Linked DNA regions of Homo sapiens: region 1 is linked to region 2. Evidence: chromatin loops called from intact Hi-C (ENCODE). Cell type or tissue: PC-3. All regions are shown on one strand. Each heading gives the region's core, and the rest is flanking DNA. Links, peaks and the distances in the headings are about the cores only.

The links. Peaks named below come from ENCODE experiments on the same cell type or tissue, not always from the same donor. Only the 100,000 strongest peaks of a DNase experiment are listed, where the experiment ranks them.
Region 1: it touches region 2 in a loop (2.0-fold over the local background); 2 of 110 quality-filtered maps call a loop at or near these places.

What each region holds. Positions count from the first base shown.
Region 1 is chr9:5,770,164-5,778,661 of GRCh38, forward strand. RIC1 (RIC1 partner of RAB6A GEF complex) reads left to right here. Exons shown (of 26, transcript NM_020829.4): 23 at 1-115; 24 at 2,401-2,578; 25 at 2,729-2,917; 26 at 3,795-6,394. The coding sequence ends at 4,083. Among named protein-coding and RNA genes, the nearest start is that of ERMP1, 59 kb to the right of the region's middle. In PC-3, for the core only: no CTCF peak of the experiment used is centred there; no DNase peak of the experiment used is centred there.
Region 2 is chr9:5,711,071-5,719,568 of GRCh38, forward strand. RIC1 (RIC1 partner of RAB6A GEF complex) reads left to right here. Exons shown (of 26, transcript NM_020829.4): 4 at 2,826-2,933. It overlaps LOC124902115 (a long non-coding RNA gene), which reads right to left. Exons shown (of 2, transcript XR_007061409.1): 2 at 7,949-8,428. Among named protein-coding and RNA genes, the nearest start is that of INCR1, 86 kb to the left of the region's middle. In PC-3, for the core only: a CTCF peak has its summit at 4,224 (motif pointing left); a DNase peak (open chromatin) is centred at 4,161; H3K4me3 peaks cover 205 bases; H3K27ac peaks cover 1,652 bases.

The DNA.
Region 1 (8,498 bases), core at 301-8,300, 59 kb after region 2:
CAGCGAAGTCAGAGCTGGCTCAGCAACATTGGCCCCACCCATCATGAGATAGACACAGCTTCATCCCATGGACCACAAATGCAAGATGCCTTCTTGTCACCTTTATCTAATAAAGGTAAATGTAATTTTAAATCCTAGCTCTTCAGTTCCTTTGAAGAAAATTTATGTGCTATAGCACTTCAGAGATAGACCTTCATTCTTTTTCTATCGTGATGGAGGATTAACCATTTGTATCCACTGGAGAGGTAGAAAGTTTGTAGAACAAGGCCAAACTGGCCTTGACTGTACTTTGCCATATTTATTTTATGTGAACAAAATAAATAGTACAGATCAACATTAATAGATGAATCTTTGTAAATCAATTTTGATGATAAGGAAACACTAACTTTGAGCCCCAAGTAAGCAAAATGTTATCCTCATATAAAGAATTCCATTTTTATCATAATTAGATGTGGATCATAACAAATTTTACTGCATTATCATTTTTATGTTTTTTATTTATTTTTCTTTTGGAATATGTGAGGAGGTAATGTTTTTTATTTCATCAATAAAAATTGTGGACATTTGCTTTTTCTCTTGCTATATAAGTTCCTACATAATATCCTTGATTTTGCCTCTTGGCCTTAAAAGCTTGTAGTATTTACTATCTGGTGCTTTTACAAAAAAATGTACACCAACCTCTGCTCTGTAGTAATGGGTAAATCACAAACTGAAGAGGTTTTGAAGCAATTTGTGTTGGCATAGGGTTATATAGTATAGGAGCTTAAACAACAATTTGTCTGAGTTTGCAGTTTTTTTAGTGGCCAGGCATTTGTCTAATGTTTGATTATCAGTCTGTCATCACTATTACCTGAGCTTCTGCTATGTGAGGAGGCTTACAGATCTCATTAGTTTTGTTTTAAATTGTGGTAGAATACACAATTTAACAGCTTAACCGTTTTTAAGCAGAGTTTGTAGTGTTAATTATGCCCACATTGTTCTGCAATCAGCCTCCAGAATGCTCTTCATCTTCAAAACGAAAACTCTGTATATGTTACTTAATAACAGCAGCTCCTCATACCTTCTTCCCCCAGCCAGTGGCAACCACCATTTTATTTTTTCTCTCTGAATTTGACTATTCTAGGTACTTCATATAAGGAAATCATATAGTGTTTGTCTTTTTCTGACCAGCTTATTTCACTTAGCATAATGTCCTCATGTTCATCCTTTTTGGAGCATGTTTTATTCCTTTGTATGCAGATACCACGTTTTGTGTATTCTTCTGATGATGGACACTTGGGTTGCTTTTACTTTTGGCTATTGTGAATTATGCTGCTGTGAATGTGGGTATATAATATTTCTGTGAGACTCTGTTTTCAGTTATTTTGGGTATATATATCCAGAAATGGGACTGCTGGGTCATAATTCTACTTGCATTTTTTTTGAGGAATCGCCATGTTTCCCATAGCAACTGCACCATTTTAAATTATCAGCAGTGGACAAGGGTTCTATTTTCTCCACATCTCACCAACACTCACTTTCAGTTTTTTGATAGTAGTCATCCTAATGGGTGTGAGATGGTGCCATCACTTTAGAAAACTTTTTTCAAGAGATAATTTCAAATATATTAAAAAGTACAGTTAATAATATAGTGGGTTCTCCTCCCTCCCCCATGTGGCCGTCACTCAGCTTACATCACTAATGGCCACATATGTTTGTTGTACCTCCCCACTCTTGTATTAACTGAAGAAAATCCATGACATATTATCTATAAATATTTCAGTTTTTTTCCTACAAGGACTCTTTAAGAATTATGACCAAAATACCATTATCATCCCTATAAAAATTTGATAATTCCTTGGTACCATCAAATATCCATTAAGTATTCAGATTTCTAATTGTTTCATAGACATCATAATTTTGTATAGGTTAAGATTTAAATAAGGTTCACATATTGTGATTGTGTTCTTAATTCTCTTTTTAAGTGGATGTTCCCCCACCCTCTCCTTTTCCCTTCCTTGCAGTTTATTCATGGAAGAAATTTGGTTTTGTGGATTTTCTCACAATAATGATTTTGCTTATTACATCTCCATGGTTTAGTTTAACAGTTTCCTCTATTTCCTGTAGTAGCTGAATGTAAAGACTTGGTCAAACTCTAGCTAGATTTTATTGAGGGAGTTGGGGAAGACTGCTTCATAGGTGGTGGTAGTATATTTTTCCATCTAAAGGTACATAATGTCGGTTATCTAATTCTTTCTTTAAATGTTTTCTATGTTCACATGGTAATTTTAGCCATGGATTTCATGTTTTAGTTTCAAGATCCTGAGAAATCAACATCTGAGGAACAGCTAATATTTAAAATTAAAGGAAAATATATTTTCTCCACGAAGTTGGTTGTAACTTTTGGCAATTCTTCATCAGGTGATGAATGCAGTATTGGTTCAGCCACAGACTTGACTGAAAGTAGCTCCATGGTGGATGGCGACTGGACAATGGTGGATGAAAATTTCTCTACACTCAGTTTAACTCAGTCAGAGCTGGAGCACATTTCCATGGAGTTGGCCAGTAAAGGGCCTCATAAATCCCAGGTCCAGCTTCGGTGAGTTTCTTGGCTATTTGAAATCACAGAATGCCTACTCAGAGTATTTGGGCAAATAGGTATGGGGCTACTCTCCTAATAATCATTGCACTTCTGTACATCTTATAGATCTTTCTTAGCATAAATCATTTTGTTTCTGCTTATATTTAGGTATTTGCTACACATTTTCATGGAGGCAGGGTGCCTAGACTGGTGCATCGTTATAGGCCTGATTCTTAGAGAATCCTCAATAATCAATCAGATTTTGGTTATTACACAGTCTTCAGAGGTAGATGGAGAGATGTTACAGAACATAAAGACAGGGCTCCATGCAGTGGACCGATGGGCCTCTACAGACTGGTAAGTGCTGCTTTCCTTAGGCTTGGTGTCCTTCCATGTCTTTTGGTGAATCCTGTCCTTTCACATTAAGGCCTAGTTATGGTTCATGTGTTACATTTTATTTATTTATTATATATTATTTATTATATGTTCATTTTTAAGCTACTTTCTTTAGTAATCATTCTATACCCAGCTATTTAAATGGATAATTCCATCGAGTAAGGTTACACTGTTGGTCAGTGTATAATTTATAGTGTGAATGTATATCACTGACTTAAGATTGATGCAGTGCAAATGAGCTTAGAATTAGACTGGAACTTCAGATTTGCATCCCTGTGAAATTGAAAGCAATGGTCTACAAATATCTACTTGAAAAGATTCAAACTTAAGGTCCATGTGAATTTAACATTCCATGGCAGTTACAAGCAAATCCAAATTAGAGTTGTGGTTGCAGTTAAGAGCCTTGGACTCTAGCCCTGTCTTTATTACCAGTTAATGTGTGTATTTGGAGCTAGTTACTTCCCTTACTTGGATCTGGTTTTCCTTAATTGGCAAATGCATTTAGGTTAAATGTTGTCTGAAGGTCCTTTTTCAAGTCTAAGCTCCTGTTGGCCTTTCAATTGTAAAATATAATTTTTAGTTGTAATACTGGTTCTAAAACATCAGCCTTTGCCCCTAATGCTTAGAAACTTAAGCCTCAGGCTTATGCAATGTGCAGCCCCCTCTGCTGGGCAGGACAGCCAAGAAGCCTTTCCTCCCTACCTTCTTTGCCTCCTCTCTCCCCTCCTAATCTATCGTCGTCTTTACCATATCAATGTTCAGTAGAAGTTCACCCGTAATGTTCTACCAAACCTTTTGAATTATGGCAGATGAGCTAATGTTTTTTTTCTCTACATAGTCCTGGATATAAGCCATTTTTAAACATCATTAAGCCACAACTGCAGAAGCTCAGTGAGATAACAGAAGAGCAGGTCCAGCCAGATGCCTTCCAACCAATAACTATGGGTAAGACTCCAGAACAGACTAGCCCCCGGGCAGAGGAGAGCAGGGGCTCCTCCAGCCATGGAAGCATCCCCCAGGGTGAAGTTGGAAGCAGCAATATGGTCAGCCGGAAAGAGGAGGACACAGCCCAAGCAGAGGAGGAAGAACCTTTTCAGGATGGGACTTACGACTGTTCTGTGTCCTAACAGTGAGGTTCCATCACAAAGGGGCAGTATTAATTAGCAGCAGCGTGCAGCTCAGTACGTTGTAACATAGTTGGATGATTTAACAGGAGAACTCAGTTCAGAGACTCTTCGGTAAGTATTAGTAGATTTTAACTAATTCTTTCTTGTCTAAGAAATCTTTTTGACTCCATAAAAATGTGATATAAAGCATCTTTCATAAAAAAATTTTAAGCTGCAGTGAAAAGTAAATATTGTACAGATGTACATGAGAATATTTTGGTTTTACTCAAAGGTTGGTAGCTCTTAAACCACAGGAATTGTTTTGCCCCAGGTGAGCTTACTTTTTCACTACTTACATCTTCTCACATTTCCCGGTTCTGCATTATGTCCAGATTGCTTTTTAAAAAATAAATGCTAAGGTGCTTGCTATAGTCTGTCAGGTACTTGAGCTACCTGTTTGCTCCCTTGGATACAGCTGGACTCTTTAATCAGTCCTCCTGAATAGATTGCTACCCTGGGGCACAATATGTGCCAGTGTGATGGAAACATTCTCCTTGGCTTTACTAGCCAGTCAAATCCCAGTCCAGAATTGATGGAAGCTATTTACCTGTGAGTTAATGTGCTTGTTTTAGCAAGCTTGATTCCCATTAGACCAATGTGGGCAGAGGTCTGAGGGGGTTCTTCTCAATTTTGCTGTTAGATACCACTAAACTATTTTGTATTAAAGAACAGTATCTTTTTGTGAATACTCTTGTGTAAATATATTCAAAGGCACTGTTCATATTTTAGGGCTTGTATTATAATTTGCAAGGTTTTAATGCTGGATTCTGCATGTCTACACATACAAAGACAGGGCTTGCTCCTCTGCAAAACTGAGGAAGACAGGTTTATTGGCTTGGTCATGAAGTAACAGAAATGGTCACACTGATCATGAAATGCAGCAAGTTTTGTGCAAATTAACATAGTCTCTTATTTATTGCTTTTGTAAATTGAATAAAGATGGACTTCTATGTAAATAGACTGCTGAATCCTGTATTACCACGGCTACTAAAAATTAGTGTGTAAAGAATGCATTCTTCATTGTAAACTTAAAGTATTTTATGTACTTCTAGAAATGACTTAAATTTGTTTTCATACATTATGAAAACAACTGCATACTCCTTAATTGCTTTAAACACCCATCCACTGTATGTAATTCTAATTACCTTATAACAGTATTAAGACAGCTTGTTTGTACTGTGCAATTTGAACAAGGAATGCAATGTTATTTTTTACAAAAAACAAACTTGTTTATTTTTATAATAACGATGTATTTGATGTGGACCAAATTCGTACCACTATCTAAAATAGCCTCTTTTCTCATAGTGCAGTTGTAGTTTAGAAACAAAACTTGGTCCTCTCTCCTTGCTTTTTAAAGTAAATGGCTAGATTTAGTTGTCTTAGCCAGGTTTCCTTTGAAGAGAAACTCAAAACCATTTTGAAACTGCTTAGTTCAGAATACATCGAAGTATTTAAAATTACTGAGTTGGGTAATTTACTATCATTTACTTTTTACATTACAAGTGCAATAATATTTCACAAAATGAAACTCCCGAATGGGTGGAGTATGTGATTATTGGTACCTGGTCCTTCTGGTGCTATTTTTATTTAAGTCTTTGTTTCAAACCACCTTTCCCTGAATCTTAAAGATAATGTTTTGCATGTGAGTACATGCAGCCCAGCAAGAAACTAAACTGAACTCTCTTCTCCTATCCTAGTCCATTAAGGAGAAGAACCAGCATTGCTTTTGTGTTTGGTGTGAATATTCAGTCAATAAAAATGATTTACCATTATAAAGAGCTGTGATCTTTTCAAGTATCTGAAATAAAACACTGTGCTGCTGAGTTCATCTCAAACATTCTTGAAAGCAGGGCACCAGTATAAGTTAACTGTATTCCTGTGGGTTAGGCCGTGAATGAATCATTTCTTTTATACAATATTCTTTTACAACTAATAGAGATAGGAGGCCCCCAGGCAAGAAGTTTGGCAGGTTTACAGAAAATTTGGTAATTTATTTGTTATATACCTTAATTTTTAAAAACCCATTTTTATTGTGGTGTTTGGTTCACATATCAACTGTTTAAGCCATAATTTTAGCCAATGAATTTAAATATTCAGTATAACTATTTGAGGTTTACTAGATGCATTTATTAATAAATTATTTGCTGAAACCAAAACAAGTCATTGGGGGTGTGGGAATAAAATCAACCTTTGCTTGTAATTAAAGTTGCTGCTATTTCTGTAATGTGTATTTTTCTCCCCTTGGTAAAGGGCAATAAAACCATTACACAAACTTTGGTTTATTCATCATCTCAGGTTAACAGCCACGAAAATCATCTTTTCATTATATAATTCTGCTTCTTAGAATTTTCCTTATGAAATGAAATTCAGACAGATTTATTTAAAATATTTATTTATATGTAGATTTAGAATGACAGCATCAAGAGTTCGCAACATCCTAGATGCCTGACAGTAAAATACTGGAGGAAACAGCCCATGTCGATGACATGGAAAATGTTCAAAATATAATGAAGGAATGACAGAAAATTATGTATACCTTAAGATACCTACCAAGCAAACAAAATTTTACATGTAAGTATAGAGGAACCTAGGCGTCATTTCTAATAAGCGGGATTAAAAAGTACTTTGACTTTTTCCCATTTTCCTAATTTCAGTCTCCATGGATTTGCCTATTCTGGACATTTCATATAAATGGAAACATATAGTATGTGAACTTTTCTATCTCACTTCTTGGCACCAAAGCATGTTGTTATTTTGGCTGTAGCCATCCAAGTTGTATATGAAGTAGTGTCTCATCATAGTTTAGATTTTCATTTACCTAATGGTTAATGTAAATCTTCTCGTAGGATTATTAGCCATTTGTCTATTTTTGAAGAAAAATGTCTGTTTAATTAGGTCGTTTCATTGTTGACTTGCTGGAGTTCTTTATATATTCTGGATACTACTCTTTTATGTACATATAAATTGCAACTATTTCTTCATTCTGTGGGCTTTTCACTTTTTTAGGTTTCAATATTCAAGTTTTTTTTTTTAAGTAATGTTAATTACAGCATTTGAAGGGGAGGATCTAATTCCACACAAAATGGAAGACTCTAAAATGTACCCATTAAATACTGCTAAAAAAAAAAAACAAATTGAGTGGTGAGAATACAACAGAAGTCTGACTTAGACTGAGTGTTGTCAGCATGTGATTACAATCACACGGACTCTGAATCATTTCACTTTCTCCATAATGTCCTTTGAAACACTGTTTTTAAGTCCAACTTATTTTTTCTTTGGTTGCTTGTGCCTAATCCAGGGTTATGAATATTTACGACTAAGTTTTAAGAATTTTATAGTTATATCTCCTACATTTAGGTCTTTGATCCATTTTGAGTTAATTTTCATATATGATATGAAAGAGAGATCTGACTTCGTTCTTCTAACGTGGCTATTCAATTGTCAGAGCACCATTTATGGAAAGGATTTTTTTCCCATTGTCAAAAATCAACTATAGAGGTATGGGTTTATTTATAGATTCTTAATTGTATTCTAATGATCTATAATATCTTCTTATGCCAATACCACATTGCCTTGATTTCTGTTGCTTTGTAGGAAATTTTGAAAGCGAGAGTCCTAAGTTTGTTTTTTCTAGGTTGTTTTGGCTATTCTAGGTCCCTTGTATTTCCATATGAATTGCAGGATCAGCTTGTCAATTTCTATACTAAAATAAAGGCAGTTGGGATTTTCATAAGCGTTGTATTCATGACATAAAGCAAATGTGGAGAATATTGCCATATTAAGCCTTCCAGTCCATGAACATGAGATGTCTTTCCATTTATTGGGTTTTTAATGTCTTTTAACAGTGGATTATAATTTTTGCTAAGTCTCATACTTTTGTTAGATTTATTTCTAAGTATTGCTACTGTAAAAAAAATGGAATTTCCTGTTTTTGGATTGTGTATATAAATACAATTGCTTCTGTATATTGACATTGCATCATGCAACATCAAACTTTTTCTTTTTTGTGGATTCCTTAGGATTTTCTACATTGAAGGTCATGTTGTTTGCAACCAGAGATAGTTTGAACTCTTCCTTTTCAATCTGGATGCCTTTTCTTTCTTTCTCCTGCCAAACGGTCCTGGCTAGAGCCACTAGTACAATGCTTATTAGGTGGCAATAGTGGATATCCTTGTCTTCTGATCTTAGGGAGAAGCTTTCTCTCATCACTAATTATGATGCTAGCTGTGGGTTTTTTATTGATAAGCTTTATCTGGTTGAGGATGTTGCCTTCTGTATAGTTTGTCTTTTACAAAAATCCAAATCCCTTCCATGATAAAAACACTCAACAAACATACATTGCATCTACTGAAGTAGTCATGTGGTTTTTATCCTTT
Region 2 (8,498 bases), core at 326-8,325:
CTCAGTGCAATGATAAACATTCACATACTTGTAGAAAAATTAATTATTTTGAAATTTCAGAACCCATCGGATATATAAAAAGAAGATCCTAGGTACTTCAGAGGAAAAAGAGCTAGTCTGTGAATAGGAATGTCATTGAACTCCACAGCCACACTTGAGAATCTAAAAGGACATGTCCCCAGTGTACTTATCTCCCAGATTCAAAAGTTGTCAACATCCCCCTCTCCCCATGCATGCATACTTTTTAATTATTAAAGCAACTTTCATATACTATATCATTCAACCCTAAATGCTTCTGTTTTGTCTGTAACAGGTAGACATTTTAAGGAAACCAAACCACAATATTATTACCCAACAGAATTAATAGTTTATTAGTGTCATCAAATACTCAGTCTGTGTTCAGTTTTCCCATTTTAACTCAGAGCTGTTATTTTAGGAGTTGGTCTGTTCAAATCAGGACATACGTCTTTTTTGTTTGTTTTCCTTTTTATCTTTATTTTATATATATATATATTTTTATTATACTTTAAGTTCTAGGGTACATGTGCACAATGTGCAGGTTTGTTACATATGTATACATGTGCTGTGTTGGTGTTCTGCACCCATTAACTCGTCATTTACATTAGGTATATCTCCTAATGCTATCCCTCCCTGCTGCCCCCACCCCACAACAGGACCTGATGTGTGATGGTCCCTTTCCTGTGTCCAAGTGTTCTCATTGTTCAATTCCCACCTATGAGTGAGAACATGCGGTGTTTGGTTTTTTGTCCTTGCGACAGTTTGCTGAGAATGATGGTTTCCAGCTTCATCTATGTCCCTACAAAGGACATGAACTCATCCTTTTATATGGCTGCATAGTATTCCATGGTGTATATGTGCCACATTTTCTTAATCCAGTCTATCATTGTTGAACATTTGGGTTGGTTCCAAGTCTTTGCTATTGTGAGTAGTGCCGCAATAAACATACATGCGCATGTGTCTTTATAGCAGCATGATTTATATTCCTTTGGGTATATACCTAGTAATGGGATTGCTGGGTCAAATGGTATTTCTAGTTCTAGATCCCTAAGGAATCGCCACACTGTCTTCCACAATAGTTGAACTAGTTTGCAGTCCCACCAACAATGTAAAAGTGTTCCTATTTCTTCACATCCTCTCCAGCACCTGTTGTTTCCTGACTTTTTAATGATCACCATTCTAACTGGTGTGAGATGGTATCTCATTGTGGTTTTGATTTGCATTTCTCTGATGGCCAGTGATGATGAGCATTTTTTCATGTGTCTGTTAAAGAGCTTCTGCGCAGCAAAAGAAACTACCATCAGAGTGAAGAGGCAACCTACAGAATGGGAGAACATTTTTGCAATCTACTCATCTGACAAAGGGCTAATATCCAGCATCTACAAAGGACTCAAACAAATTTACAAGAAAAAAACAACCCCATCAAAAAGTGGGCAAAGGATATGAACAGACACTTCTCAAAAGAAGACATATGTCTTTTTAAGTTTCCACTGAAAGGAGTCTACCTCTGTGTTGTTTTCTGTCTTAAGCTTTCTAGCCCTATTTGAATTTTAACTTCTGTATATATATTACTTTGGAAAATAAAATTTAACTTTAAAACCAGATATATTAATACATCGAAGACATCTCAGTAAATCATCACAGACTGTGTGTTCAGCAGTTTAAATGTGACTCCTATAAACTAATTACTTTCATGTCCTTTTTACAGGCTGTCACATCAGTCAGACATGTTAGTTGAACACGAACCTGTATGGTTAAACATTAGCTAGTTTAGTCATTTAGACTTAGAAGGAATTAAGTAAGTACTCCAGTTCATAGTAGTAGCAGGATAGAATGGTAATAAATCACCACAAAACTTTATAAGAAAAATAGTCTGTAACAAAAAAATAAGCAAAAATAAGTAAGAAAGAAAACTAAAAAAATGAGCATCAAAATATATTTCCCAAAGCCAGGAACTTTGAAAGCTATTGGACTTGTTTGCCTCTTTGTGCATATTTTAATAGTATCGACAAATTATAGGAATGTACTTGACTGGAAAGGGAGAGATGACATCAGCAGGCTAATTGTTGCCACAAGTGATAGCTGATGGTGAGAGACAGATAACTGTTAAATTCCAGCACAGGCACTGAAGAAGATACTGGTCTACCATGCCATGTGGAGATAAAGAATACAAAACAACCTGTAGTCCTTTGAAGGGTCGTGTGTGACAGTTCAGTTAAGTTGGCATTGACCCAGCACTCTACTGCAGCTATTTGATGCCAGGGATTTAAAATTTTAGGTATTTAGCTACTTATTACTAAGTAACTTGTGAAACATCTCCTAATTGCACCCTTGAATTTCACCTTAATTCTGATTCACACCCAAAGAATAGGAATGAAGGATAAGGTGTGGAGTAAGTAAAGATGAAGCCACACGATTTGGATCACTGGGACAGATACTGTATAGAATGATACTTTTTTCCATAGTTGTCCACCTTAGAAAGGGCCCTCAGGAATTTTAAACAAAATGCCTGTTGGTTCTCTTTAGAGTTAGTTCACTTTTATTTCAAGTGGGTTTTTTTCTCAGATTCTCTGCTCTTCTTCCCACCCTCCTAACACAAATTACATTGGTCAAACATTTATTTCCAATTGATAAGTAGATAATGTCTGCTATAATAGAATTTAAGTCTGTTTTTCATTTGAGAATCTGAAGGATGAATACCTGATTTGTAAGTTTTATTTCATTTACTTTATTTGATTGTATGTGTATTAGCCACAGAATGGAGGCAAATTCAGCATCTTTCTTTAACTCTATGCTGTTTGTTTTAGAGGAAGTCCACAAATGAAGGGGACACCCCATTTTAAGGAAGAACAGTGTGCTCCAGCATTAAATTTGGAGATGAGGAAAATACTGGATTTACAAGCACCCATCATGAGGTACAGTACTTTGGTTAAATTTGACATTGTGTGATGACAGTAGACAATGTAGTTCGTAAATCCCATGACCAACAGGAAAGTTAGTTTAATTTCTTTTAATTCAAGATAACTTCTTAGTTCTGGAAATGCTTGATTAACCCTTATAAGACAATGGAAGTTTTACAGATGGCACTTAATACTTAAATTATTATAATAAAATTGAATATACCAACTATAATCTTATTTTGAAATTTATATTTTATAAGGTCTAGAATTGTTTGATTGAGTGATAACAGTCCATATTTCCCAAAACAATACTGATGAAAGCACACAAGTTGAGGAAAAGAGAAAGTGCCTTTGTTTCCAAAGTTGCCATAAGCTTCTGGGAAGTTTATATACACTTGGAAGAAAGTTACACTTTTTCATCCAAGTATGAATAAAGGTTTTATGACAAAGTGGCCAGAAATACCAGAATACCAAAAATCTATTTTATACCCATTGGTAGAAAAAATCTTACCTACAATTTGGCTTTATTTCTTTAATTGTTGTTCCACTATTGATGTTTTAGTTGTCACTTAGTTTAGCTGCATATCTTTTCCATTGTGTAGATATAAGAAAATTTATTTAAACGATACGCAGCTGTAAAAACATTGAGGACATTCTTTATGGAAAAAAATCTTTCCAAATATGTTGTTGGGTGAAAAAAGCAAAATGCTTATGTTGCTAATGTTTGTTTTTAAAAGGGAGATGAGGTATCTCCATCTTGTTTAAAAGAGAGAGCATGTATTTTTCTGGAAGAATACATAAGAAACTGGGGATGAGAACTGAGTAGCTATGGGACAGGTTTGGGGGAAAAGCTTTTTATTGTGTACTCTTTTTTAATATTGAACTATGTAAATGTATTGAATTATATGAATGTCATGCTACTTTTAAAAAAATCCCTCTGACTCACAGTTCTAAGTAAAGGTTTATTTCACCATTTCTCTTGTTAGAGTACTGTACAGAATGATACTGAAACATTAAAACTATGCAAGTGGCTGGGTATTGTCTTGCCTTGTTTGGTCCATCCCCTTCATATCTTATTCTCATAGAAAAGAACACAATTATTATTTGCTTAAATGTAATCAGTGTTACAGAAGATTGAGTTCAAAGTTACTCATCGCCTTGGTCACAAGGTTATTCATCACTTCACATTTTATTTATTTCAGCATGGGAATCGTTTTCAAGAAAGTAACTTGATACATAAGGAATTCTGAGTGTCTGTAGGTACCAAGAAAAGGTGGAATTGTACAGGCTTGGCTTTCTACCTCCACCTGGTGGGAAACCTTGTATGGTGCATGGAAATAGAATAGAAAAAGAGCCAAAAAGAAAAAAAAACAATTCTGCCATCTTGTCCAAGTTTAACCTGTCAGGTGCTAGGTTTTAATCTATGAATTTAGGTGGTTGGAAATCTGTAAGGTTTCTCTCAAAACTCCAGTGAAATAACTGCATTTCAGAACAAAGTTATCAGCACCTGAAACACATAACTGCTGGAAATTTGAAATTTGCTATAGATTTTAAATCGAGTGAGAAGACATGAAACTTAGATTTTTATAACCAATTATTTTCCCTCCTGTCACCACAAATATAAGTCAGATAAGGCTAGGATATTGGTTATGCTGTTGCTTATAGGGGTAAGAGTACTATCTCATCTTTTATTTTTGATTTGAAGAAAAAATATTAATGTTAAGCATCTAACTTTTGTTATTAATTGAGGATAGAGAATGTTTAGAAGGTAAAAACATAATTTTAATGAGAGTTTCCCCTCCCCTCCCTTCCCCTCCCCTCCCATCCCCTTCCCTACCTCTCTCCCCACTCCTCCGACAGGGTCTCACCTTGTCACCCAGGCTGAAGTGCAGTGGCACAATCACAGCTAATTGCAGCGGCATGATCACAGCTCACTGCAGCCTCAGCCTCCTGGGCTCCAGTGATCTCACCTCAGCCTATCAAGTAGCTGGGACTACAGGCACACGTCACAGCACGCTAATTTTTTGTACTTTATTGTAGAGACAAGGTTTCACCATGTTGTTGAGGCTGGTCTCAAACTCCTAAGCTCAAGCGATCTCCCCTCCTTGGCCTCTCAAAGTGCTGGGATTGCAGGTGTTGAGCCACCACACCCAGCCAAGATCCTAAATTTAAACATACATTTAACACACACGCACACCTGGGATACCACATAGCTCTCATAAAATTAATGAAGTCAATGATTGAAGAGGCTCTCTAAGGATATAACTTAGAGTGTATTTACCTAAATTTTTAAATGTACTCATTAACAGTTGTGATATTAAAAATATTTCAGAACCAGGCTGGGCACGGTGGCTCATGCCTATAATCCCAGCACTTTGGGAGGCCAAGGGGACAGAAGGGCAGATCATGAGGTCAGGAGTTTGAGACCAGCCTAGCCAACATAGTGAAACCCTGTCTCTACTAAAAATATAAAAATTAGCTGGGTGTGGTGGCACACGCCTGTACTCCCAGCTACTCAGGAGGCTGAGGCACAATAATTGCTTGAACCCGGGAGGCAGAGGTTGCAGTGAGCTGAGATTGTGCCACTGCACTCCAGCCAGGGCAACAGAGACTGTGTCTCAAAAGAAACAAAAATTTAAGAACCAATACAGCATGAAAAGACATGGGTTATTAGTTATCGAACAGGGTTCTGACATCGCCCTACTACGCCAATAATGAATCCTTCAGTTGGCCAGATTTTTCTGAGGGAGGGGAGTCAGTTGTAGCAAACACTTAGGTGACTTGGGGCAAGGTCTATTTACCAACATTTATAGAATTATTAGTATTTTAACAACTGACACCAGCTTTTTTATTTCTAAATTTTTTTAGAGGTGGTAGTCTCACTGTGCTGCTCAGTTGGTCTCGAGCTCCTGGGCTCAAGCATTCCTCCTGCCTCAGCCTCCTAGTAGCTGGGATTATAGGCACAAGCCACCACGCCTGGCTCAGCCTTTGTTTTAACAAGTTTGTCCACTTTCAATTAAATGAGAAGGATATATCTATCTCTTCCTGTAGATTATTTATTATGTCTGTCACAGTTTTTAAAAAGCCTATCTGCTAATTCCAATATCAAGATTATCTATAAGTCTATTTATATTGATGGATTTTTCTCTTGACTCTAGGTTACATTTTCCTGTTTATTCACACATCTGGCCAGTCATTTGTTTGTTGCAGCATCACTGATTATCATGTTATAGAGATTATGAACTCTTAATTTTGTCAGACGATTGTTGAGTTTTGTCTAGCAGGTAGTCAGATTACTGGAGGATAACTCTGTTGTATACAGTGATTTTCTAGGGAGATAGGGTTAGGGGAGAGGGAGAATGTAGTTTGGAATAAACGATGCTGACTCCTTCCAAGGAAAATCACTGGTAAACCAGTGACTACTCTGCTAAATTGCCTCTCTTGACATTGTCAACTTGAAGTAATCAAAAGGATCAGATTCTGGAATTAATGCAAGCAGAAAGCTGACCAATCCGGGAGAACAGACTTCAGAAAATGGGGTCAGTGTTCCAAAGTTAAAAGTTCAGTTCTTGCAGGCCAGGCACAGTAGCTCACACCTATAATCCCAGCACACTGGGAGGCCGAGGCGGGTGGATCACCTGAGGTCAGGAGTTCAAAACCAGCCTGGCCAACATGGTGAAACCTTGTCTCTACCACAAACAGAAAAATTAGCTGGGCGTGGTGGCGCATGCCTGTCATCGCAGCTACTCAGGAGGCTGAGGCAGGAGAATCCCGGGAGGCGGAGGTTTCAGTGAGCTGAGATCGCGCCACTGCACTCTAGCCTGGGCAGCAGAGTAAGAGACTGTTTAAAAATAAAAAAAAAAAAAGTTCAGCCAGGCGCAGTGGCTCACGCCTGTAATCCCAGCACTTTGGAGGCCAAGGTGGGTCGATCACCTGAGGTCAGGAGTTCAAGACGAGCCTGGCCAACACGGCGAAACCTTGTCTCTACTAAAAATACAAAAATTAGCTGGGCATGGTGGCGTGCGCCTGTAATCCCAGCTACTAGGGAGGCTGAGGCAGGAGAATCACTTGAACCTGGGAGGCAGAGGTTGCAGTGAGCTGAGATGGTACCACTGCACTCCAGCTTGGGCAACAGAGCAAGACTCCGTCTCAAAAAAAAAAAAAAAAAAAAAAAAAAAGTTCAGTTCTTGCTTATATAGGTGGAAAATAAAGTTTAGTAGGATTATAATGTTTTCTATACAAGGCTGGTTTATGAGTTACAATTTAGTTACAGTTTGTTTTCTTTATGGCTTGTCTTTACAGCTAGTTTTCATTTCCAATTTAAAAAGAGTGTATTTAACATTCCATTTTAAGACAATGTGATAGCCATGAAGTCTTTGTGTAAGAAAGATAAGAGGGAAGTTAATCTACCATGAAGATCAACAGTGAAGAGGGAAGGGGTCTTCCCTGGAGCCCTTTAGTCATTTACAGCATTTATAAAACAATACAGTAAGGAAGAAAGCTAATCTATAATCAGAGAAAGAAAGATGACAGCTGCCTAGATTATAGCTGCCTATTGTGTGACTCAGGCCCCATAATTACATTTCTTTAAGGCTCAAAAGTAATTCAGATTTCCAACAGCTTAGATTTTGAATTACATATTTTCATAGCATATAGTAGTGCATCTAAAACATAAACTTTTTATACTCTACCCACCAAATGATACACATAGATTTTATCACTGAAATATAAATTTGAAATTAATATATAATGCTTTAAAAAGTGAAATGTCTAAAAACTGGGAATTTTAATTGATTACAAATGGCTGTGAAGTTCAAGAAATAGAGCTGGGTAAAGAAACATCTGTTTCTGATCTTTTTCAGTATTTTTATAGTTGGGGAAAAAACAGCAAATTCTACATTAGCTGAAATCTTTGGAGTATGAGTAATTGAAGTCAACTTTCCAAAGAATTAAAGGTTTAGTTTAAGAATTAAAATACTAAAAGACATTTTTTTCATCATTATGGATTAAAATATTTCAGAAATATGCTCTTAAGTATGAAAAGGAATTTAATAGTATTTAATAGGGTATATATAATATACACATAACATTTTTTGTTTTTCCTTATATAGTATTTGATACTTTGAACACTCTTTCTTAAATTCATCTTACTTCCTTGGCTTTCTTGATATCAGTTTCTACTGGTTTCCCTGGTTGTCTTTTTCTTTGTGCCAGTACCTTTGCGGTCTCATTTATGGGTTCCTCTTTCCTCTAACCCTTTCCCTCTTCTTGCCTCCTTTGCACAAATATTTAGTGACAGATTTAACTAACACTGCCCTTGGGGCTGTGCATACAGAGGTGAGCAAAACAGGCTATTTCCCCATTAAAGAAGTAAATGCTGAATATCTTCATAAATATTGATAAGTGATGAGATCATGCTATGTAACTATTTTTGATTTCTTGCCTGAGAAGTCCTCTGAAGACGGAGAATATTTTATTCATCCTCGAATATCCAGCACACAGTATAGCACCTGTCACAGAGGATAGGCTCAGTAAATGTTTGTAGAAGGAATGAACAATGTGAGACTTGCTAATACCTAA